Linked DNA regions of Homo sapiens: all the other regions are linked to region 2. A link is a loop called in an ENCODE intact Hi-C map of the cell type or tissue named here. Cell type or tissue: PC-3. All regions are shown on one strand.

Region 1 (8,000 bases), 100 kb before region 2:
CACTCGTGGGAGCAACCTAGAGTGTCCTGAAGTCAATCTGTGGAATCACTAGGCCAGATTACCTTTCTCATCAGTTTAGGAATATAAAGAAAGGTCTCTGTGTATTTCTGGATCTCCCTATTAAAGAGATTAGTTGCTGTTTGGGCCTCACTCCATTCAATTGACAGCACCTAGATCCCTCCTATTACAATCTCAATTCATGTAACCATTTCGGAACTTCAGCTTCTTTTAAGGAAGTTTTCTTTGTGATTAAATGTCTAGAAGTAAATGCATGTGTGCACTTAACTGCCAGTTCTGCCACCTTTTTCCTGCTCTGCATGGGATTAGCAATAGTGGGGTATCACTAGAAAATCCATGCCTACTCTAAGGACAAAAGGCCTTGGGTCTTTTGCCAATGGAACCTTTTATTCAACAGAATAAATGTGGTTGGATTTACAAGGCCAGTTGAGGGAGTCCTGTGAGGTGAGAACCTATTAAAAGACCTACTGATCGGCCAGGCGCGGTGGCTCACGCCTGTAATCCCAGCACTTTGGGAGACTGAGGTGGGCATATCATGAGGTCAGAAGTTTGAGACCAGCCTGGCTAACATGGTGAAACCCCATCTCTACTAAAAATACAAAAATTAGCCGGGCGTGGTGGCACGTGCCTGTAATCCCAGCTACTCGGGAGGCTGAGGCAGGAGAATTGCTTGAACCCAGGAGGTGGAGGTTGTAGTGACCCGAGATCGCGCCACTGTAGCCCAGCCTGGGCAACAGAGCAAGACTCCATCTCAAAAAAAAAAAAAAAATGACCTACTAATCGAGGGCTTCCCCATGACCCACCCTGATGGCCTTCCCCGAAGTGCAGGAGAAACTCCACCCTTTTCCCTATCACTTCCCCTGTTACATGCCCCTGTAATCACTCTTACTGCCCTGCTTTCCAATATGTTTTTGCAAAACTATGTTCCTCTGTAAGCTGACAGTTTGCCAAGAGCAGGAACCAGGTCTCGTTAATTTCTTTTTGAATCCCCAGCATCTAAAAGGATGCCTCACCATCTTGGTTGATCTTCAACAGATGTGTTAAACAAAAGAGAAGGCGATGCCTGCTAGACCCAGCTCTGCTGCATCTTGGAAACTTCTGAATGTACACAAGGTCAGCACAGAGCAGCTGATCACCAGGAACCTGAGCTTTCTTTAGCCACTTACACTTCAAAGTCTTTGTATCTTCAGGATTTTTTAAAAAACCTCCTGCCATAGGTAGGTAAATATGGGACTCAGGAGGATACTCAGATTCTGTGTCAGCTTCTGAGGATCAACAGCCCTCTGTAAAGCCGGATTCATGCCTTAGCACGTGTAAAACTGCCAGACTGAGACTTCAGGGACACCAAGCAAGGGGACTGGAGCTGATAGACCAGCACCTTATGAACCAGGAGGGATGGGGGCATCGTGCCTGGCTCTCAGCTGGGACCAGTGTGCTTAATGCCAGGCCTACAAGTTGCCACCCCATCCTCTCCCTAACTGAGCATAAATTCAGTCAGCAAAGCAAAGCCTAAATCAGGATTTCAAACTACCGTGGTGAATCACACAGTTTGGCTTCCCTTGTCACTCAGCTTATTCTCTCTTAGGTCAGTTTCAGGTCAAAACGTGCCCATGGGGACAAAGATGAAGGCAGGGAGAATGCAGGCTGGGCAGCGACTGCATGTTGGGAGGCTCAGCCATCAGCATCCCTGACTTTGTCATTCTGATCTTGGGGAACACAGAAGAGGACCCTCCCCTGCAGCAGAACCCTGAGCCCTCCTTCCCTGGGACTCTGGATCCCTCCCAACCCTCCCTGAGGTCCTCCCGTCATGGTGTAGCATCTGTTTCTGCATCCACAGCCCACTCAGATCCCCACTCCACAACAGACTTTACGCCCCCACACGCTCCTGCGCTACCCCCACCAGCTTAGCTCACAGCTGAACCTTCTGCAAGACAGATCCGCACAAGCTGCACTTTTTCATCTTCCATTTCTTCATTTGACATATGTAATACACACAATCGAAAATTACAAAAGTAATTCACGCTTCTTGGGAAAAACCCCCCAAACATTATGCTCTACACAGTAAGAAGGCAGTGTCAGCCGGGCATGGTGGCTGTGCCTGTCATCCCAGCTACTTGGGAGGCTGAGGCAAGAGGATGGCTTGAACCTGAGAAATTGAGGCTATAGTGAACTATGATCACAGTTCTGCACTCCAACCTCAGTAACAGAGCAAGACCCTGTCTCAAAAAGTAAAATAAAATAAACATTTTTTAAAGAAGGTAATGTCTTTACTTTCATTTCCTCCTGCTGCTCTTTGAATTGCTGCCATCTGCTCCTGCCCCACCCACCCCCACCATCCCTGGCTTCCCCAAGGATCCCACAAGGGTTTCTTTCCTATGAAATTCAGTGGACATTTCCAGCCCTAAGCCATATTTGATGACGACATGTGCCCCATGCTTTGCCTGAACAGTGATCATCTCCAGGAAATACAGACACAGTCCCCTGGATTCCCTTCAGCTGTCCATACTATGGTCATCCAAGCACTGTAAACAGAGCTGGAAAGTGGGGATCCCCATACTCCATGCCCCTGGCAGTCCTGAGACCACAGGAAGGGAGAGTAGCCTGGAGTTCTGCTCATAGCCTTGCAGAGGGGCAAGGCTGAGGACTGAATTCTCTAGGACAGAGACTGTTCCCTGTTGTATGCTAAAGCAGCACGTGGCTTGAGTGCCTGGGAAACATTTCTGATGACTAAGTGAAGGAGGGATGGCTGAGCCAGCCCAGCTCTCCTGTGACCCTAAACCTAAAGCAACCTACTCCACCTACCTAACCCAGAAGCGACATGCTTAGCAGTGCCAAAGCTCAGCTCAACCCTGGCACAAAGTGTGTGGGAACAAAATCCACGCTCCTAAGACGTGGACTGCAATGGAGCTGGAGCTGATGGTTACTAATTTTCTTCCTTTTCTTTCTTTCTTTTTTTTTTTCTTTTTCTTTGAGACAAGGTCTTACTCTATCACCCAGAATGGGATGCAGTGGCAAATCATAACTCACTGCAGCCTCCAACTCCTGGACTCAAGCAATCCTCCCACCTCAGCCTCCCAAGTAGCTGGGACCACAGGCATGCATCACCATGCCCGGCTAATTTTTTATTTTTTGTAGAGATAGGGTCTCCCTATGCTATATTGCCCAGGCTGGTTTTGAACTCCTGGGCTCAAGCCATCCTCCTGCTGTGTCCTCCCACAGTGCTGGGATTACAGGTGCAAGCCACTGCACCTGGCCCATTACTACTTTTCACTAGCACACTTTTTTTTGCACTTGAGTACGACTGCCTCTGTTTCCATGGCTGTATATGTATATAGGGTTTAGACTCTCTCAGACAATTCACCAGAACATTTTGGTATTTCATTTTTAGAACCAAAAATACCCCAAGTTTATAATGATAAAAATTCCCAAGTTCTATTCTCTCTCCTAATCTGGAGTTATTCAGTCAACTGGCTTACTGAGCACGGCAGATGCACACTCCACTTCTCAATATGCACACTTTGTCATGGTTTTCCTCCTCAGAAGCCCCCACCGGTGACTCATGCCCACATTCCCTGTGTCAGCAGCCGGCTCCCAGGCCCCGCAGCAGACCTGCCAGGATGCCTCGGGGCTTGTGGCTTCTGGTCTCTTTGTTGGCATAGACTTCCCCTCCCATCCCTTGTAAACATTTTCCTCAATAGTATTTACTCAGTTTGATGTATTACTTACATATGTAGTCCAGATATCCACTGCAGGCATTGGGAGGGAGAGAAGAGGATCCCGGTGTCATCCTGCTTGCAGTTATTCATAATGTTGAGATTCCTGTGTGTGCAACCTGTTCACAGGATGTGCAGCTACCGAGCACTCAAACTGGAAGGGCGGGAAGGTGTTGCTGAAGAGGTGGGATGTCACCGAAAAGAACAGGACCTCAATAAAACTCTCAAGTTTAGGTGGTGGAGCAGAAAGTATAGTCTGTTGAGGGGAATAGACCAGACACACATACACGCATGCCTCAGAGGACAGAGCAGCACAGCCGGTTTTGACTTCATATAAGAATTCTCTCTCTCTCTCTCTTTATTTATTTATTTATTTATTTATTTGGTTTTTGTTGTTGTTGTTGTTGTTTTTGAGACAGAATTTTGCTCTTATTGACCAGGCTGGAGTGCAGTGGCGCAATCTCAGCTCACTGCAACCTCCGCCTCCCAGGTTCAAGCGATTCTTCTGCCTCAGCCTCTCAAGTATCTGGGATTACAGGTGCCCGCCACCTACCCCAGTTAATTTTTGTATTTTTAGTAGAGACGGGGTTTCACCATGTTGGCCAGACTGGTCTCGAACTCCTGACCTCAGGTGATCCGCCCACCTCAGCCTCCAAAAGTGCTGAGATTACAGGTGTGAGCCACTGAGCCCAGCCTCTTTTTCTCTCTTACATATGATTTTTCACTGCACCTCAACTCAATCTCTACTGTCTGTCTTTGAGTTCCAGATTCTGGGGCCCAATTTGCCCTTCCCCAGGTTGTCAGAAGAATGGAACCAAATCTCACCTCTCCCTTAGTTTCAGATCATCCACCCTTTGAAGAAGGTGTCTGAACTCCATCAGTGTATTTTTTAAGTCTTTTTTTCCTAAGCCCTAATGATATCTACAACTGAATGCCCTTCCTTTTCCCCACTCCAGCACTCTAGGGACCCTTGCTTTGGGCCCTCTATTGGGGCCGCTTCCTCACTTCCCTCACACTGTCTCCAACACCTGGCAGCTCCTTTCCACTGCTTCTTCCTCTTGCACCTTCCCACCGTCCCCAGCCTCTCGTCCTATCCAGTCCACCCCACACTGATGCGGTTCTCAGACTTCCCAGATATCACTGCACAATCAGAGGGCCGCAGGGGGACCACCGTCCATTACACATACGTCCACCCCATGAACTGAGATCACTCTCACCAGCGTAAAATCTGCTTTTATTGGCACAATATGAAATCACAACAAGTGCCCCCCACCCTCCACCCAGCACACCTGCATGCACACACACACACACACACACACTCATACACATGCATATACATACACAAGCTCTCCAGTGAAGATGAGTGTGTCTCTCAGTAAGGATTTCCAGTCATCAATACAGTGCTTTCTGCTCATTGATTCCCATGGTCATCTAGGAACATTTGCCACTAAGCAGTAAAAGGCACTGAAGGTAAAGTTAAAATGTTGGTGTAAAAGACACTGAAAATGGAGCTGGCCGAATTCTAGAGCCAGCATTTTTCTGTGTATTGGGAAAAGGCTGCCTTGTTTTATTCTAGCTGTGGATATTTCAGGTGGCTTAGGGAGCTTTCCACCTGGCCTCTCTCCTGACCTCCGCACCTCCTTTGACCTTGCCCTAGGACTTGCCCCTAAATATCTCAACCCTTTTCACTACCCAGATTGCCCCTAAAGGTTTGAGGCTGTGCCCTAAACCCCGCAGCTGCTGAGAGGCTGGACCACTGCCCTGGGCTCGGGGCGGCGGCCCCAAGGTGATTCTCCAATGCTTCACTTTCTGACACCCTTTGGGGCAATGGCTCAACCCTTTTCACCACCCAGCACCACAACCCTGCTCTTGCAGTTTGTCTCCTTTCCTGCCTCAGGTCACTAGGCAGTCTCACGTGAATGCCCCTCTTATCAAACTGTCTCCTGGCCTGCCCTTGGCTTCCGGAAGCTCCACATCATCCTGGTTGCTGAGTATTGCCCCGCAAAAGTCACACTGCTGAAAAAGAAGGCTACTTAAAAATGCGGGTGTCGGCCGGGCATGGTGGCTCACGCCTGTCATCCCAGCACTTTGGGAGACCAAGGCGGGTGGATCACTTGAGGTCAGGAGTTTGAGACCAGCCTGGCCAACATGGCGAAACCCTGTCTCTACTAAAAATACAAAAATTGGCCAGGCATGGTGGTGCATGCCTGCATGCCTATAATCCCAGCTACTTGGGAGACTGAGGCAGGAGAATTGCTTGAACCCAGGATCTGAGCCAAGATCGTGCCACTGCACTCCAGCCTGGGCAACGGAGCAAGACTCTCAAAAAAAAAAAAAAAAAAAGCAGGTGTGGTCTGCACACAGGAAGTTCCCAGTCACTCAGCAGTTCTTGCACTTGGCCTTGCTTTATAAACAGTCACCACTTTCTCTCAGTCCCACCCCACTTGGTCTGAGCAGGCAACATCACTCTCCAGTGGCGAGGGTTGAGGGCCCAAGGCACAAGGCTTGTCTCTGTCCCCTCCCTCCCCAGGCACCTTACCTTCAGCCCTGGCTGGCCCCCTCACACCCAGGGTTCCCATCAAGCTTAAAGAGGCATAGCCAGACGGCACCCTGGATAGTGCCTCCTGGGGGTCACACAGGCACCTAGAGACTCCCCCAAGCCTGACTAACACAGCACTGCCATCTGCCCAGGAGGCCTCCCTCTGCAGCTCCTGCTTCTCATCCCTCCCCCTCCATTCCCACTGCCACCTCAGGTGTCTCCTCTGTAGGCCTCCACATCCACACAGTGATCTATGGCATGGCACCGCTCTTGAGTTTAGAGCAGGCATGTCTAGGCTCAAAACCCCACCTGGCACCAACCCTGTGACTCAGTCATTCCACTCCTGGGCACGTACCCAGCAGAAATGTGTACATGTGGCCAAACAAAGACGTGAACGGGAATGTTCACGGAAACTTTTTTCACCGTGGCAAAAAAGAAAGAGAGGAAACAAATGCTCCCCAACAGTAGATTGGATAGAGTAGTTGCGGCACAATCATCAGTGCAGCACCGCACAGCAGTGAGAACGGGTGAGCTGCACACAACAGCATAAAGGAATGTCACCCGCTTAGCGTTGACCAAAAGAAACCAAACACAGAAGAGCACATGCTGTATGATTCCATTGACAGAAGCTTAGAAATCAGGCTAAACTAATGGCTAGTGCTGGAAATCAGGATAGTGTCTACCTTTTGGGAGGAAGAAGGGGTAGTGATTGGGAAGTGGACAAGGGAGGTTTTGGGGGCACTGGGAATGTCCTATCTGTTGTCCCAATGGGTTCACTTTAACATAATTTCATCAATCTATATACTTAAGATTTTTCTGAATGTTTGCAACCCTTCAATAAGTTTGTTTGTTTGTTTTTTTGTTTTTTGTACAGAGTCCTCCTGCTTGGGCCTCCCAAAGTGCTGGGATTATAGGCATGAGCCACCATGCCCGGCCCTTTTTTAAAAACTCAGCTCTTTTTAGCTTGGGTAAGTTATGTATCCCTGTCCAGGAATACAACACCTGCCTCACGAAGTGGTAATGGAAGACAGAGAAAGGCAACGCATGAGAAGCATCTAGTGTGGAGCCTGAAACTGAGCAAGCACTCAATATTAGTTATGATTATTAATTAGCCCTTAGTAAATGCAGAAGGAAGCTAAACCCACTGCCCCAGCTCTCTCCCTATCCCAGAAATTCTCTTGATTCCTGTAGCCCCTGTCCTGTAAGAGGTGCCCTGGGAACCACCTCAGTGCTAGTGCTCCACGCCCTGTGGCCTCCCACTGAGAATGGAATTCCTAGGGAGGAAGGCTCCCTCCCAGTTCCAGGCGTCCTCAGGGAGGGGATTCCAAGCAGCCCATTGGATTTCAGGATCCTCTGTAGCACTACTCACAGTTTAGGCATTTCTTGTTGGCTCTTGAGCTTAACTACGATTCAAATCATTGTTTACCCCAAATTCCCCAGGGCCAGATCACTGGTTGGGAATGCCCACCCCGGGTGTCCTCTGACCTATTGCTGCACGTTTAACCCAGAGAGTGCCACTGATATTGAAGAATGTGCTCATTAGCTCCCAGCCCACAAGACCAACAATAAACACTGGTTTTCTGGCCGGGCGCTATAGCCCACGCCTGTAATCCCATCACTTTGGGAGGCCAAGGCAGGCAGATCACCTGAGGTCAGGAGTTTGAGACCAGGCTTGCCAAAATGGTAAAACCCCGTCTCTACTAAAAATACAAAAATTAGCCAGGTGTGGT
Region 2 (8,000 bases):
TCAATTCCAAAGGCCTGTGGGTGGCACAGTCACTTGCACAACAGCCAAAAGACCCTCTCCTTGGCATGGCTGCCCCATGCTGCCGTCTGCTGTGTGGCTGATTTATTCTCCCATGTGCGATATGTGCTGGGCAGAGGTGACTGGCAAGCTGCACTTATTTTTTTGTTTGTTTTTTTGAGATGGAGTTTTACTCTTGTCACCCAGGCTGGAGTTCAGTGATGCGATCTTGGCTGACTGCAACCTCCGCCTCCTGGGTTCAAGCGATTCTCCTGCCTCAGCCTCCTGAATAGCTGGGGTTACAGGTGCACACCACCATGCCCAGCTAATTTTTGTATTTTTAGTAGAGACGGGGGTTTCACTATGTTGGTCAGGCTGGTCCCGAACTCCTGACCCCAGGTGATCCACCCGCCTTGGCCTCCCAAAGTGCTGGGATTACAGGCGTGAGCCACTGCACCCAGCCAAACACTTAGTTTTTAACCAAGTATTTACACCTGATCCATAATCTGAAATTCAAGTGGAGATGAGTGAAGAGCACAGGCACGAGGGCACCCACTATTTTCCGGGCATTTTCGGCATGCCAACTCTGTGGGGTTTTTCAGTTTCCAAATTATAGCTGCTCTCATGATGATATGAGGCCCCTCAACAGTCACCTCACACCTCCCCAAGGGCACCTCTCAGCTGGCATGGAAATGAAAATAGGCCCGTTTTACACAGAATCAGAACAAAGGAGGTCCCCCTCTGAGGCACAGCTGCCTGTGCTGGGGGTAGAGACTGGACTTCCAGTGAAGCTGTGCCTCTGACCCAGCACTGGTTTTTAAAAGCCTCTGACCCAGCACTGGTTTTTAAAAGCCTCTGACCGAGCACTGGTTTTTAAAAGCCTCTAACCCAGCACTGCGTTTTCAAGAGCTTAAGGGCCTTTTCATCGAATTCTATTATCCTCTAGAGTTTCCTAATTTAAAACCATTTCTGGGGCTGACAGCAGGTAAGGGTAGGAGGCCCTGAATGGGAAGGAGCAGTTCACCCCGTGGCTGGGGTGTGATATCCTGTGCAGGACAGGGATGGGGAGGCCACAGCGGCCCGCATCAGCGGCCCATGGGAATCTCCAGCGGACAGGGCAAGGTTGGTCAGGGGAGCGTGGCCCCTGCCTCTTTCCCACAGAGGGAGGGACATGAGCAATCAGGGGAACTGGAGCTGGGGCCAGGGGAGTCAGGAGCCTGAGCGGCTCCTTCGTCTTCAGGGACAGCTTCCTAAACACGCCTGTGGCCTCAGGCTCCCACTGGGGGGTGGGGGCGTGGCTGTGTCTTCTTCTCACGGGCTGCAGGGGCTATGAGGAATTCTGTTGGCCTTTCTTGGTCACTTCCGAATGGGCTTTCGAGCCCTAGCTGCGGAAACCTGGAAGGAAACAGCAGCGAGGAGTAAGCCAGGATGCAGCCTCTGTCACTGCCGCAGCGCAGGTGGCTGTCACATCGGACCAACAGGGAACCACCATAGGTCAGTCACTGAATCTGACATGCTGTAGCACAGCTGGATGGGGCGATGTTCTGAGAGCTCCAAAGTGTGTGTTGTCAGGAGGAGGCCGAGGTTGAATGCCTTCCAGGGGATGAATCACTTCAGGACACAAAATGATTTTGATGATCGTCCCGAGGAGTTGTTCTTCTCCGAGACAGGAAATCTCAGGCGTAAACTTGAATAAGGTGGTCCTAACCTGTGGGCTGCACATTCCTTGGGCTATGGAGCCACTAGGAGGAATCCTCCCCTCTCCCCACTTCCAAGTCACCTGTTGTGACTCAGCTTCTCTCTGCCTTGGGGCACCAGCCTGCAATCCTGATGGTGCCTTCCTCAAAGGGCTGTTGGGAGGATTCCAGAGAATACACACGCAGGGCTCTGTGCACTCCCGCACCCGGTTAAACCCTAGAAATCATGCCCACTGCGTGCACCGTGTTCAGATGGAAAACTGCGTTAGACACGTGTGCATCTGTGGTTGTAAACGAAGAATGATGCTTCTGTGACTAAGAAAGTTCAAATGCGTTTCAAAGCCTGACTAAAGTCAATGTGATTTGTTTTGATCATGACAGACTGACTCTGTCAGTGTCAGTATGGGGATGAAAGACTTGGTTCACAATTTTCTTATCTTAAAAAAAAAAAGATCTCCATGCTTAAAAGACAAAACAAAACATTTTGATCCACAGCTTTAATGCTCAGGATCATTAATGGCATTGTAGAAATGGAAAAATAAAAGTCAGCCAGGCTCTGTGGCTTGTACCTATAAATCTCAGAACTTTGGGAGGCCAAGACAAGAGGACTGCTTGAGCTCAGGAACTGAGATCACCCTGGGCAACATGGCAAGATACTTGTCTCTACAAAAAATAAAAAATTAGCTGGATGTGGTGCTGCATGCCTGTAATCCCGACTTGGGAGGCTGAGGTGGGAAGATCGCTTGAGTACAGGAGGTTGAGGCTGCAGTGAGCTATGACCATGCCACTGCACTCCAGCCTGGGTGACAGAACGAGACCCTGTCTCTTAAAAAAAAAAAAATTAAATAAAAGCCACAACATACAAATATGGTCATTTCACCATGCAAGCACATCAAAACATTGAGAAAGAGGACAGGAATCTCTTAACATCCAGATGGCAATTTAATGTCCTTGTTCACCTGCCTGGGGCAGCTCACAGTGCCCCTTAACCTGAATTGATAGCTTTTGATGTAATAAGTAGAGCAGTGTTCAGGGCTTCAAGGATATAACAGAACATCAGCTCCAAGAGTCTGGTGATGTTTGCCCGTTTTGTTCACTCCAGAACCTGCAGCACTTAGAACAGGGCCTGGCACAAAATAATGCACAGTAAACATTTGTGGAATGAATGGTATGTATGATTCAGAAATTGAAGCAGAGGTTTCCAGTCTTTTTAGAGATCTTCAACTCGATGAATTTGACTAGAGTGATTTCTAAGATAAATAAATGTAAACAGCACAGAGAGTACACCTGCCACAAGCCACGCCCCCGCCATAGATGCAGGGAGCAGGAACGACATCTATCCCGCTCACGCAGGCAGCGGCTAGCCACCAATTACACAGCATCCTATGTGAAATAAACTTCTGCAGGTGGTAATCCACTACAAATTATTCTCATCGCACTTCATTTCCTCCTTTTTGAAGGTATTTTTTTAAAGCATAAAAATGAACGCTTATGACGCTGAACGACATGAAGAAACCCCTCCTTGAATTCACAGCTTTGTGTTCTTAGCACACCTCCAAGCCACCCAGGGCCAACAAGGTCAACAACACAACTGTCCACACCAAGGCCTGGAGGGTCCGAGCACCTCCTGTCTACCCAGCGCACCCCGAGACAGGTGTTTGAACTCGTGCTCAGCACTCTGTGGGCCGCGGGAGCCAGGGCAGAGCAGGCATCCCTGGCAGCAGACATGGACCCCAGACGAGCACACGCTCCTCTGAGGGAGGAGAGGTCAGCTTCCACACTTGAACCTGACCCTGAGTCTACAGCCGCACTGGACCAGAGCAGAGGGTGGCTGTGGCTTTCTACAACCAGGAGAGGCCTCCAGCACCTATGGAAGGAGTCAAGGGCAAATCTGGAGTCCTGCTGGCAAAGGTGGCTCAAGTCAGGAGACAGGCAGGAACCCGCAGTGATGCACAGCATGATTCCTGGTGTCAATTTATTCTCTATGATAGGAAGAACCCAAAAGAATGTGTGCTGTTTGTGATGTCTCTTCCCCAGGAGTCAGCTTAGACGGCCAAGCTCTATCCTTAACACAATGTCTCCATCTAGTGTCACACACTCTACATGGACAAGAGGCCTTATTTTTCAAATCAGATTCAATTGTGTTTTAAATCTAGTGCTTAATTTTCACAATTAGGAAGGTGAAAACTATAAAGATGGATCCAAAAACATGAATTATTCTACTTTCTCATCATTTTAAAATCAAAATTTTACAACTAAGCTTAGAGGCAGAAACCACCAACATTAATTCAAACATTGCATACAATTTTATATTGTTAACATATCGATTTCAGGGCCGGGTGCAGTGGCTCACACCTGTAATCCCAGCATTTTGGGAGGCCGAGGCGGGCAGATCACCTGAGGTCAGGAGTACAAGATCAGCCAGGCCAACATGGTGAAACGCTGTCTCTACTAAAAATACAAAAAATTAGCCAGGCGTGGAGGTCCATGCCTGTAATCCCAGCTACTTGGGAGGCTGAGGCATGGAAATCACTTGAACCTGGGAGGCGGAGGTGGCAGTGAGCCCAGATCGCACCACTGCACTACAGCCTGGGTGACAGAGCAAGACTCTGTCTCAAAAAAAAAAAAATACACACACACACACACACACACACAGACACACACACACACACACACACACACATATACTTTAGGCTGGGTGCAGTGGCTTACACCTGTAATCTATAATCCCAGAACCTGAGGCTGGTAGATCACCTGAGGTCAGGAGTTCAAGACCAGCCAGGCCAACATGGTGAAACCCCATCTCTACTAAAAGTACAAGAATTAGCTGAGCATGGTGGTGCATGCCTGTAATCCCAGCTACTCGGGAGGCTGAGGCAGGAGAATCACTTGAACCTGGGAGGTTGCAGTGAGTCAAGATCACACCATTGCACTCCAACCTGGGTGACACAGTGAGACTCCATCTCAAAAAACATATAGCTAGATACAGATATAGATAGATAGATTAGATAGATAGACAGATAGATAGATAGATAGATAGATTTCACAGAGTTCCAGATTAACAAAGTGACATAAAAATGTCTCCAATAATTAAAAGTATTTGCCTTTGTCTATCTTGATAATACCCCTGAGACACTCCCCTGGTGCCATCTGCACCTGTCCTTGCTACTGGAGGGTACCATGCCTGCCAACATCCAGGCCTTGGCACAATTAGCCCGGGGCTGACAGGAAGCACCTCCATTGCCTTTGAGCAGTTACACAACAAAACTCTTGCTCATTCTACAGCCACACCACACCCGACTCCCTGAGGGCACGGAGCTTCCCACTGGGGCCATCTGCAGAGCTGGTGAACTGCGCCACACTCAGATGTGACATGGCGAAGGAAGGGAATGAACAACGTGGCCTGTGATGTACAGATGAATACATCTAGTCATATAATTTAGGATGAAAATTTCAGAAAATTACTGACAACACAAATGTCTTTTCATCAAGTCAAAACCAACTAAAATTCCACAGTGTACCTCTTGCGGGACACATAGAAGCATGTGTTTCAGAGGTCAGGAAGCGAGAAGCAGGAACTTCAGAAATGTCATTGCTTCAGGCCACCAGGCAGGGGGACAGGACATGGGAGGAGGCCACAGGTGGTTGGAAGTGACTGTTGGTGCATTAGTGGCCACATTGGGTAGCCTTGCGGGTGTTTACCACCACCCATTTCAAGTAATTTGTTTTAATGAAAATGGAATGAAAGAGCTCTGTGCATGGAGCAAAGCTGAGTGAGGGCTGTGAAGCAAGGACCAGTTATACACACTGGGGCCACAGACTGAAGGGAGGGGGGAAAATCAAATTGTTCATCTATGTAGTAAAGGGAGCTGGTTCTCCTTTCTCTGCCTCCTTTCTTCATAAGCTTCACATGGCAGATGCCTGGTTACTCTTCCTTCACCCAACCACCATGTCTCACAGCAAGACTTTAGCTGAGAAGACTGACTCTGGGTTTGCAAAGGAAGCCCTGCCAACATCATCCCAGCTCCAACCTCTCCCTTCTCGCCCCGACCTCCCAGGCTCGCCTCGTCACCTGGAGGATCATGTCTTATTCCTAAGTTGCTTGGCTTATACTCAAACATCAGCAAAATCTCACTGTATCTATTAGTTATTAATAATAGATTTCTAAGGCCGGCGCGGTGGCTCACGCCTGTAATCCCAACACTTTGGGAGGCCAAGGTGGGCAGATCACCTGAGGTCAGGAGTTCGAGACCAGCCTGACCAACATGGAGAAACCCCGTCTCTACTAAAAATACAAAATTAGCCAGGCATGGTGGCACATGCCTGTAATCCCAGCTATCAGCAACTCGGGAGGCTGAGACAGGGAATCGCTTGAACCTGGGAGGCGGAGGTTGCGGTGAGCCGAGATTGCGCCATTGTACTCCAGCCTGGGCAACAACAGCAAAACTCCATCTCAAAAAAAATGAATAAATAAATAATAATAATAGATTTCTACTAAAGTAGAAAATAATTGTATGCCTCTTTCCACAGATGAGCAAAACAGTTATCAGTTTACAAAATGATTTGTAGTTTTAAAAAGTCATTGATGCATTTTCTTCTAAAACCTAAATATATTTTAATAGTATCCATATCTTTCATCTACTATTAACTTTTAAATTGAGGCATTCATAAATAATTTCTGTAAATTAAAATAACTGTACACCTGAAAATATTAATATAATAGGCCTGGAGCAGGGGGAAATGCTTTTCTAAGACAAAGTTACTAAAGTGTTTCCTTTAGTTACTGAAACCTAAATTATTTTTAAGCTGGGACCATGATGACACAGAATTATTAATATGCTGTTTATAGGTACATACCCCACCAAGCATGCTGCATCCAAGCGCTAAAAAGTTTATCCACTTGATTTTGTTTTCACAAGGATCCAGTTGTAAGAGCGCTTTGAATTTTTCCTTCGGCAGGCACAAGTTCTTCCACTTCTGCTCAAGATCTGTTAATTCCACATACCGCTTGTGGTGACACTGTTTGGAAAACACAGCATGACAATTTATGTATGTTTTAAAACCTGGGAAACAATGAATGCTGTGAATATTCAACACACACCAAGTAACCCGCCCCATGCAGGGGACAGATGAACTCCAAATGCATGACAGGGGGTTCTGTCAGCCCTGGGGAGGGAAGGCAGGGAAGGCAGCGAGCGGCAACCTTTTATTTATTAAATGAAAAAAGGACGGTGAAGCGAATACGGCATCATGTTATGACTTAATGAAACAGGCATACTGATATTGAGTATACGATACTCCACTATCTGTCTGAAATGCTTCACAATAAAAAATAAAGCTCAGTAAAAAACATTTTAAAAATCCAGCCCCTAATCACATTAACAGTTAGATAGGAGAGATCTTAAAACTGAAAATAAATGTATTTCTTCTATTATATATTTATTTGTTAATTTTTGGACAGTCTCATTCTGTTGCCCAGGCTGGAGTGCAGCGGCATGATTTCGGCTCACTGCAACCTCCACCTCCCAGGGTTAAGTAATTCTTCCGCCTCAGCCTCCCAAGTAGCTGGGATTACAGGTGCGCACCACCACGCCCTGTTAAGTTTTGTATTTTTATTGGAGACAAAGTTTCACCTTGTTGGCCAGGCTGGTCTTGAACTCCTGACCTCAAGTGATCTGCCCGCCTCAGCCTCCCAAAGTACTGGGATTAAAGGCATGAGCCACCATGCCCGGCCTTCCTTCTACTATTTTAAACAATCTATCAAAACTGAAAACTTCTGCAATCTGCTAGCAGTATCCTGGATGAAAAGGCTTTGAGCAATTTCAGCATGTCTTTTCGCAAGCTACACCATTCAAGAGTTCTTTGCTTCCCTTAAGGTAGTCCTAGTTTCAGAATTCACTGTATCCTGCGCAGAAGCACAGTACTTCACAGTGTAGAATGGGGATAAGTCAGTTTGAAAATCAAGGTTATGCCACTGGTGTCTCTTTTAGCAAAAGAACCGAGTCATGAGGAAGGCCTAGCCTTGCTCCGTGACCCACTTTCTAGTAACTCACGTCTGTAAAAACAGGATGGCGTGTGGGGCAAAGAAGCGCAAGGCAGGAAGGGGGCCCAGGCTCTCCACAGCACTGGACACCAGAGGCTGCTGCCCACCTTGGGGGCCAAAGGCCAGCCCCGCCTTCCAGACAGAGAAGGCAGAGGCTTACTCAGGCCTGCGCACAGCTTTCACAAACACACACCTGGAGAACGGACTGGAAACCCCCCAGGTTCTGAAATTTTGTATGTTTTGCCCAGCAGAATCTAGTGTCA
Region 3 (8,000 bases), 220 kb before region 2:
CCGGGGCCCCACAGAGGGTGAGTTCATGAGCCAGAGCAGGAAGGTCACCCTTGAGGGGAGGCGAGAGGGACAGAAGTCAATGTGGACGCAGGAAAGTCACACTGAGGTTGGGAAGAGGACAGCAGAGAGCACCCACCGCAGATGTACAGCCAGCCTTCTCAACAAACCTATGAGAAAGCTTCTGCAGAATAGGGCGCTGAGAAGATCAGGTTGTTTGAGATGCAAGGCCACTAACGGATGATTCGAAAGATTACTGAGCCTGGAAAGACGGAGCTGAGACAGGAGAGTGGATCTGTAGTGGAAGTGATGCATCCAGTCTTAGGACTTTCTCTAGCCATGACCGGGGGAGTTTGGAAGAGGTAGAGGCTGCCTGCAGTGAAGCGTGGGGATTAACATGGGGCCAGAGCATGGCCATGGGCCGAAGGATCAAGAGCGCTTCCCACAGTGCCCACAATCACTGAGCCCGGGACCCAGCCCAGGGGACAGGGATGGCTGACTCACACCAGGTGCTCCTTCTGTGCAGGCGTGCGTTACTGTCTGAGCCATAGACGCGCACCATCTGCTCCAGGAGATGGATCCCCATGTTGTCATACCCATTTACAAGATGAGGAAACTGAGGCTTGGAAGACTTGGGACTTGCACGCAGGCAGTGTCACCGTAAAGGCTTATGTTCAATTACCAAACAAACGTTATCACCTGCTAGCCCAGAAGGGACAGATATCATGGAAAGGGCAGCTCGGGGGTCTGAAGGAGGCAAGAGAGACTGGCAGTCAGAGAAACTCAGGGGAGCTAGTCAGCAGGATGGCAAGGAGCCATTTGAGGAAAGTCGAGGAAAAGAGAAAACCTGGAAGGGTCAGTGTGGATGCTGAGACCCCAGAGACTATGAAACTGATACTGAAATCCTCAGGGAAGCAGCACATCCCAGGGGTGATTAGATGACAGCAGTAAGGACCGGGAAAGGCTGAGCTTAAACAGAAGGCATAAAACACGGAGAAAGGAGACCTGTAAGGAGGACAAATGGTGACCTAAAAACCCCCACAGGGAGCAAGAAGCTCTGCTTAGCTGCTGCCCCTGGATTAGGGACACAGTGTGGGGGACAAGCTGTCCTCTGCTGTGCAGAGCCGGGGAAGACAGGGTCGTGAGCACCTATGTGTGGTAAAGGCCAGATGGTGAATGGCAGGCTTGAGGAAGGGAGAGGGGGGATGGCACTGCACCGGGGCAAGCACAGGCTCTAGAGTCACCCCTGCCCAGGCTCAAACTTCAGCCCTGCTGGAGCAAGAGGCTCCTCCATCAGCGTCTCTGGACCCCAGTCTCCACCTACCCAATTGCACCTCTGCATTCTCAGTTTTGTGAGCATGAAAAGAAGTCATACACGCTAACCTCATGGTTAATACAGATGCTCAGTAAATGAGAGGCGTGACTGGGATCATGAGGACAGGGGTCCCAGTATGGACAAAGGGTGCTAGAGGGGTACAGAGATTTGCAGTTGGCAAGAAGATTCCAGAAAGGGATGGTTGGATCAATGCCAATCAAGACTGTGTTCAGAAACAATGAGGAGATGGAGAGGAGGCCAGGGGCCCAGGTGAGTGTTGGCGGAGCAGGGATGGGCAGGAGGGTGCTGGGCCCTAAGGACCCTCCAGGGGCTACCTGTCACCCAGAGGTCAGCGGCGCGTGCGTGCCTCTGGTTCCCGCATGCCATCCACCGCAGTCTCTGGACTCAGGTGGCCCCAGCACAAAGCACAGCGCCTTGAATGTTTTCGCTGATAAATTTCTTCATAACGTTTACAAGTGTTACTGGAATGATCCAAGACTGGAGGGGTTACCAAGAGGAGCACATCGTTTTCCAGTGCCCCTGACTCATTCATCTGCTGCCCCATGGACCACAAGCCCTGAGCTCTCCCCTGCGACCACCCGAGAAGCAAGCAGCCCCTCCCTGTGCCTGCAATGTGCCCCTGGGACATCCCTGTTGCTCCACCCTGACCCAGAGGCTAGGTCCCTGGGGCCACCCCCTCTCTCCGCAGACCCCTCCTGGAGGGAGAGAATCCCTGGGACATTTCCTTTCTGGGTCCAGGGAGGAAGGAGAACAGGGACCCTATTCAAATGTGTCCTGGAGTTCTGCCACCTCGACACCATTTCAAAGAACCTCCTTAGCTCCAGTTCTTCAAACTAAAACCGGCCCCTGATGGAGCCAGTGCCTGGACCGCAGAACCCGGAAGCTCAGGCAGGGCTCAGGTTCAGTTGCCTCCTGCCACTTACTAGGTTTGGGCACCAGGTGAACCCCCGTGTGTGTATCAGGAAGTGAAGCTACAGGGTGTGATGTGCCCATGGCTTGGACAGGAACCTGGTCAAGGAGACCGTGGAATGACCACCAGCCAAGCAGAGGGCACACCCAGGCCTGGATGAGCGCCACGCAGGCAGCCTGAGAAAGGGCAGGGATTGGGGGCGAGAGAGCAGAGCCATGGGGAGATAGGGCCAGACCCAGTGGGTTTGTCATTCATTGGTTATTGTTAAAGCATCTGCCTCTGCCTCGGCAGCCCATGCTATTCTGCTGTTCTGCAGCTTTTCTTGTCTTCACAGCTGCTGTGCTGGTTAAATGCTGCTTTTTACAAATTCGAAAGTAAACTTTTTCCCTAAGACTTGGCATCCTGCTGACCTCTGCAGTATAAAAACAAAAACAAAACAAAACAAAACAAAAAAATAGGCATTTTGTAACCCTCCCAGGAGGCGCCGGCAGCCATATGCGCCTGAAGAATGGGGAGGGAGGGAGGGAGTTGGTGGTGGTGGCGAATCATGAGGCTTTGCGAACTTGAGACATCCTCATCACAGTTGTATTCGCCAGGTCCTCCAGAACCAGTAGGGTGTGTGTGTGTGTGTGTGTGTACATGTTTATCCGTGTGTACACACACATGCTACACATATAGGAAGAGACTTATTTTAAGGAATTGGCTCATGAGAGTATGGAGCCTAGCAAATCCCATATCTGCAGGGATGGCAGGAAGCTGGAGGCCCAGGAAGAGCTGGTGCTGCTGTTCAAGTCCGAAAGCTGTCTGCTGGCAGAATCCCTCTTGCTCAGGGAAGGTCAATCTTCTGTTCTATTCAAGCCTTCAACTGATTGGATGTGGCCCACCCACATAATGGAGGACAGTCCGCTTGACTCAGAAAGTCTACTGATTTAAATGTTAATCTCATCCCAAAACATCCTTATAGAAACATGTAGGATAATGTTTAACCACATATCTGGGCATCATGACCCAGCCGAGTTGACACATAAAATTAGCTAAAGTAAGTGTTCATTGCGGCTGATTTTTCTCTGGGTCCTTAAAGCATCTCGGATGTGTTTTTACTTCGACCTATCTGCACATCTTTACAACCTTCTGTCTAGCATTCACCTTGCTCTTTCAAACAGTTTCTAAAATTCAATTAAGGGCATTCATGACAAGAGAAAATTAGTTTCCCTCATCCTCCCCTTTAATCCTAAATATTTTCATAAATCCAACTGCCATGCTTTCAAAAAAATCTAATTTGTCAACTGGAAAAGCCCCAGCATGGTCTGCTATAATGAACTAATATAATCTGGAGGATTTGGAACTCTACCCAGAAGCCCGGAATGAGCTTTTGATTATATTTTGACATCAGCATTCTGCACTGCCAAGGGTCACTTAAAAGAAAGACTCCAACATTTTGCAGCATAAGGACTCAGTTTCCTGTGCAAGTCACCAGAAACCCACTTGTGTTAGTCTTTAAATAGGGATGTACTGAGAACATGGAATGTGCTTAGAGGACTAATAATGATCTTCATTATTTCTAGGGCAATGATTTTCACCTGGGGGTGATGTTGCCCCCCCAGGGAACATTTGACACTGTCTGGAGGTTGCTAGTAGATGGAGGCCAGAGATGCCACTAAAAATCTATAATAATGCAATTAAACAATCAAAAGCAAATTTCCCTCAACCTGGAATCCTGAAAAAAAAAAAATACATGTGTTTCAGTGATGACAGCACGTTTCGTGGAAGCAGCTAACGTAGCTCAAGCTTGTGTTTTCCAGTTCCTGGAGCAGAAAATAGTAAATTGCTGTGATGCAGATTTGCTCCTGGACGCAATGGAAAATTTTAGATAAAGCAAATCTTTGCCTTCAGGGAGAGCGTTCAGTGGCTCTCCAGCATAGTGTTTGTTTTCTCAATCACTGATACAAAGAAGAGCCAAGATCAATGTCCTCGGTGGCTTCCCAGCACACTCACCTAGGGCAGGAAGGACAGTCACACTGGCTTTTGGCTCAGCGATTTAAATATTCTCAAAAACAGGTCTAGAAACCTCTTTGCAAAGAATTGCAGCTGCTTTCCAAAATGAACCATGTGTCCCTCAAGTTGATTAACCTCCCAGATATCAGTGTGCATGGCAAAGGGATAAATAGCTGAGAGGAAAATGTGTGTGTCTGCAGAAAAGCAGCATGAAAAGAAACTCATGTAGGTAAAGATCTCCTTCAGGGCAGGGACTTTGCCCTTGTCCTGTGTCCCTGTCTGCTAGCAGAATTCCTACCTATCGCAGCCGCTCAACAAATCCCTGTTTCTATTACAGGAGTGAAGGCTAGATGTGAGTTCTGGGAGAAAGTGGTCATTTCTTACCGTACCTGGCACTTACCCAAGCCTCCAAACTAACTGGATGATAGACTAGGAATGCTGGCACCCACCATTTCCGTCAGACTCTGAAAATGTTCAATTAGTTGGTTCCGCTTTTAGCTGCAACATGTGCAACTAGATTGCGTCACGCATATATAAAAGACAAATTTCAGAGCACTGTACAAAACAAAACTTTTCAAAAGATGCAAGTTTCATCACAAATTCCCTACCTTCTATACCAATGACACCTCCATCCTCACCCAGTGGGACCAGTGGCCAATGCAAGAAACCCACATCCTGAGACTTGCCCCATCACAGGCAAGGCTGTGCCTAAGAAGACAAACTGGAGTACAAAGCATCTCTAAACAAAAACAACCACAGCCATAATTAATACATGCATAAAAACAATACCTAAGAAATGGTATTTGGGGTAATTATGAATCATTTCCATCATGCATACTAAGGAAATCATCTCAAATTGCTTTGTAATGTCACATCACATATATTTAACAGCCCTAAATGATGCTAAGGACTTCATATATGTATTGTTTAGTTTCACAGCTAAAGTATTTTCGCTGCCTTAATACTATTTTTTTTCAGCCTAATAGTTATTCGGCTATCCTCACAGATGCTCTTAGTATATCAAAAGGATCCCAAAGAAAGTTATCCTAGGAAACAATAACAAAACCAAAAGATTATTACTTTTCAGGGGCAACACTATTGCAGTGTCTAAGAAAGAGCATTAGATCACTAAACCAGCATTTTCTTCAAGGACAATTAACTAACCTGAACATAAGACAATGACAAATGGGCATTTATTAATTAATTAATGCTTTGTTTAACCCATATAAATTTAGCCAGAGTTATACTTTTTCTTTCATTAATCACAAAAGTCTTGAAGTAGACAGATTTCCCACTGAAGGAGATTCTGGTCCTAAATCACCACCGTCGTGATCCCCATCACCATCATCACCACCATCATCACCAGCACCATCATCACCATCATTGCCATCATTGCATTACCATTACCATAATTACCATTATCATCACCCTCATCACCATCATCACCATCATCACCATCATCACCACCATCACCACCATCACCACCATCATCACCATCACCACCATCATCACCATCACCACCATCACCGTAACTACCATCACCATCATCACCCTCATCATCATTGCCATCATCACCATCATCATTACCATCATCACCATCACCATAATTACCATCACCATCATCATTACCATTATCATCACTCTCACCATCACCACCTTCATCATCATTATCACCATCATTACCACCATCATTACCATCATTGCTATTATCACCATCATTACCACCACCATCATTTGTCATCACTATCACCACCACCACCATGATCATAACCATCACCACCACCACCACTATCACCACCATCATGATCATCATTATCATCCTCCTCCTCACATTTATTGGACACTTACTATGTGCTAGATGCTCACATATCCTACTGGTAGACATTTTCGTCATTGCTGTTTTACAGGTAAGGAAACTGAGGCTTAGTGTGGTAAAATAACATACTTAAATCATATAGCTAGTAGGTGGCAAAGCTAAGATCAATATGACAGCTATGATTTCTACCACCAACTTTTAAAGAGCAGGAAGCTCCACTGTCATTTTCACACATTTGATTGATGGAACAAATCAATCCATCATTCAGGTGAAAGTAGGACCCCAAGAGTTAGAGGAACAGCTAGGTCCTCCAATTGTCAACCGTTTAGGTCAATAATTGGAACCTCACAGGTGTCTAGGTCCTGTTCCCAGGATGGTAACACTATAAGTCTGAAACCTATTAATCTTGAAGAGATGTCATCATTGTCAGTGATAACAATGACAATGACAGTGGGCCATATCATGAAAAGGAGGAAATCTTTAAAGACCAGACTTCAGTCCTGCTTTCACTGTGCAGAAATCCAACTCTATGCTCTAGACCCTGTCTCTCTCAGCACCAAATAGGACCCCCTATGCACACATTGCAGGGCTGGTCTTCAGGGTCCCTGGAACAGGGAACTGTAAGAGAAAGTCCTATGGGGCAAGCAGGTCTAGAATGATGAAGAGCTCCAAAAATCAGACAGAGAAAAGGATGGGGCCTCTTCCCTCTTGCCCCCCAGGAGACGTTTCAGGAAAGAAAACACAATAAAGAAACTGATTTTCTTGGCTTTGCTGCCAAGTTGCTTCCCAGTGTCCATTCTCCCCTCTGTCTTTGGACTGGAGCCGCGTTATATCCACGCCAGCAATTGGCCCAGTTCTACTGCTCCATTTTCCAACCTAGCAGTAAGTGTGACTCATGACTGAGTTCTGGTTAATAGGCTATATAAAAGGATGGTATCTTAAAGGGAGCTGACTCATCCAGAAGATTTGCCTGTTTTTCCCCCTCACTTCTTCCTCCTGCCTGGAAAACAGGTGTGATGGCTTGTCCTCCAGCAGCTACTTCAGATCATGAGGCAATGAGGGAATACCAGCCCCTTCCAAGGATGACTGAACAGAAGGAGCCTGGGTCCCTGGTGACAGTGGCCCCACCATGATCGCCCCAGCCTGCCTCTCTGGACTTTGTTTATGGAGACACAAACCCTTAAGTATTTAAGCCACTATTTTCTTGGTTGTAACAGAAAAGTTTGGAGTAGAGATTTTGAGGCTGAACACCCCGGATTATATCTCAGCACCTTCACTCACTAGCATCAAGACCTTGGATAGGTTACTTGACCTCTCTGTATCTATTTCCCCATCTGTAAAACGAGCATGAAATGGTCTCTATGTTATGTCATGTTTACGTGACTTGCAATTAGAGGACCTAACTATTCCTCTAACTCTTGGGGTCCTACTATGGTAGGCACTTTTATAAGTATAGGCCATGATCATGATCATGATCATGATGACAATGACAGTGACAATGATGGTTACTGGGTTTTCTGTTATGTGCAGGTAAACCTAACCTGGTACATATGCTCACAATGGCCAAGCCAGAATGGGTTTTCCAGAACCTTGAACAAAGGAAGAGACATTACTCTTCAATACCTTTCAGTAGCTCCCCTGTGAAACCATGAGCTCAGAACAGCAGAGGCCGACCAGACGTGTGGCTCACACCTGTAATCCTAGCACTTTGGGAGGCCAAGGTGGGAGGATCGGCCAAGCCCAGACATTCAAGAGCAGCCTGGGAAACATGATGAAACCCCATCTCTACAAAAAATGCAAAAACTAACCAGGCATGGTAGCACACACCTGTAGTCCCAGCTACTTGGGTGGCTGAGATGGGAGGATCGCTTGAGCCTGGGAGGTTGAGGCTGCAGTGAGCCAAGAACCCCACCACTGCACTCCAGCCTGAGCAACAGAGCCAGACT

What was found. Peaks named below come from ENCODE experiments on the same cell type or tissue, not always from the same donor. Only the 100,000 strongest peaks of a DNase experiment are listed, where the experiment ranks them.
Region 1: it touches region 2 in a loop (6-fold over the local background); 33 of 110 quality-filtered maps call a loop at or near these places.
Region 3: a loop joins it to region 2, with 5 times the contacts of the local background. A loop is called at or near these places in 12 of 110 quality-filtered maps.

The regions. Positions count from the first base shown.
Region 1 is chr5:10,551,177-10,559,176 of GRCh38, reverse strand. No RefSeq gene overlaps it. Among named protein-coding and RNA genes, the nearest start is that of ANKRD33B, 8.9 kb to the left of the region's middle. RefSeq lists enhancers at 6,443-6,492, 6,643-7,440. In PC-3, no CTCF peak of the experiment used is centred here; DNase peaks (open chromatin) are centred at 1,566, 2,746, 3,776, 7,636 and 2 weaker places; H3K4me3 peaks cover 666 bases; H3K27ac peaks cover 5,958 bases.
Region 2 is chr5:10,448,665-10,456,664 of GRCh38, reverse strand. ROPN1L (rhophilin associated tail protein 1 like) reads right to left here. Exons shown (of 5, transcript NM_031916.5): 3 at 6,552-6,713. Among named protein-coding and RNA genes, the nearest start is that of ROPN1L, 11 kb to the right of the region's middle. In PC-3, a CTCF peak has its summit at 3,779 (motif pointing left); DNase peaks (open chromatin) are centred at 1,634, 1,804, 2,854 and 3,714; H3K4me3 peaks cover 1,326 bases; H3K27ac peaks cover 2,285 bases.
Region 3 is chr5:10,667,964-10,675,963 of GRCh38, reverse strand. No RefSeq gene overlaps it. Among named protein-coding and RNA genes, the nearest start is that of DAP-DT, 89 kb to the left of the region's middle. RefSeq lists an enhancer at 1,389-2,089. In PC-3, no CTCF peak of the experiment used is centred here; a DNase peak (open chromatin) is centred at 7,003.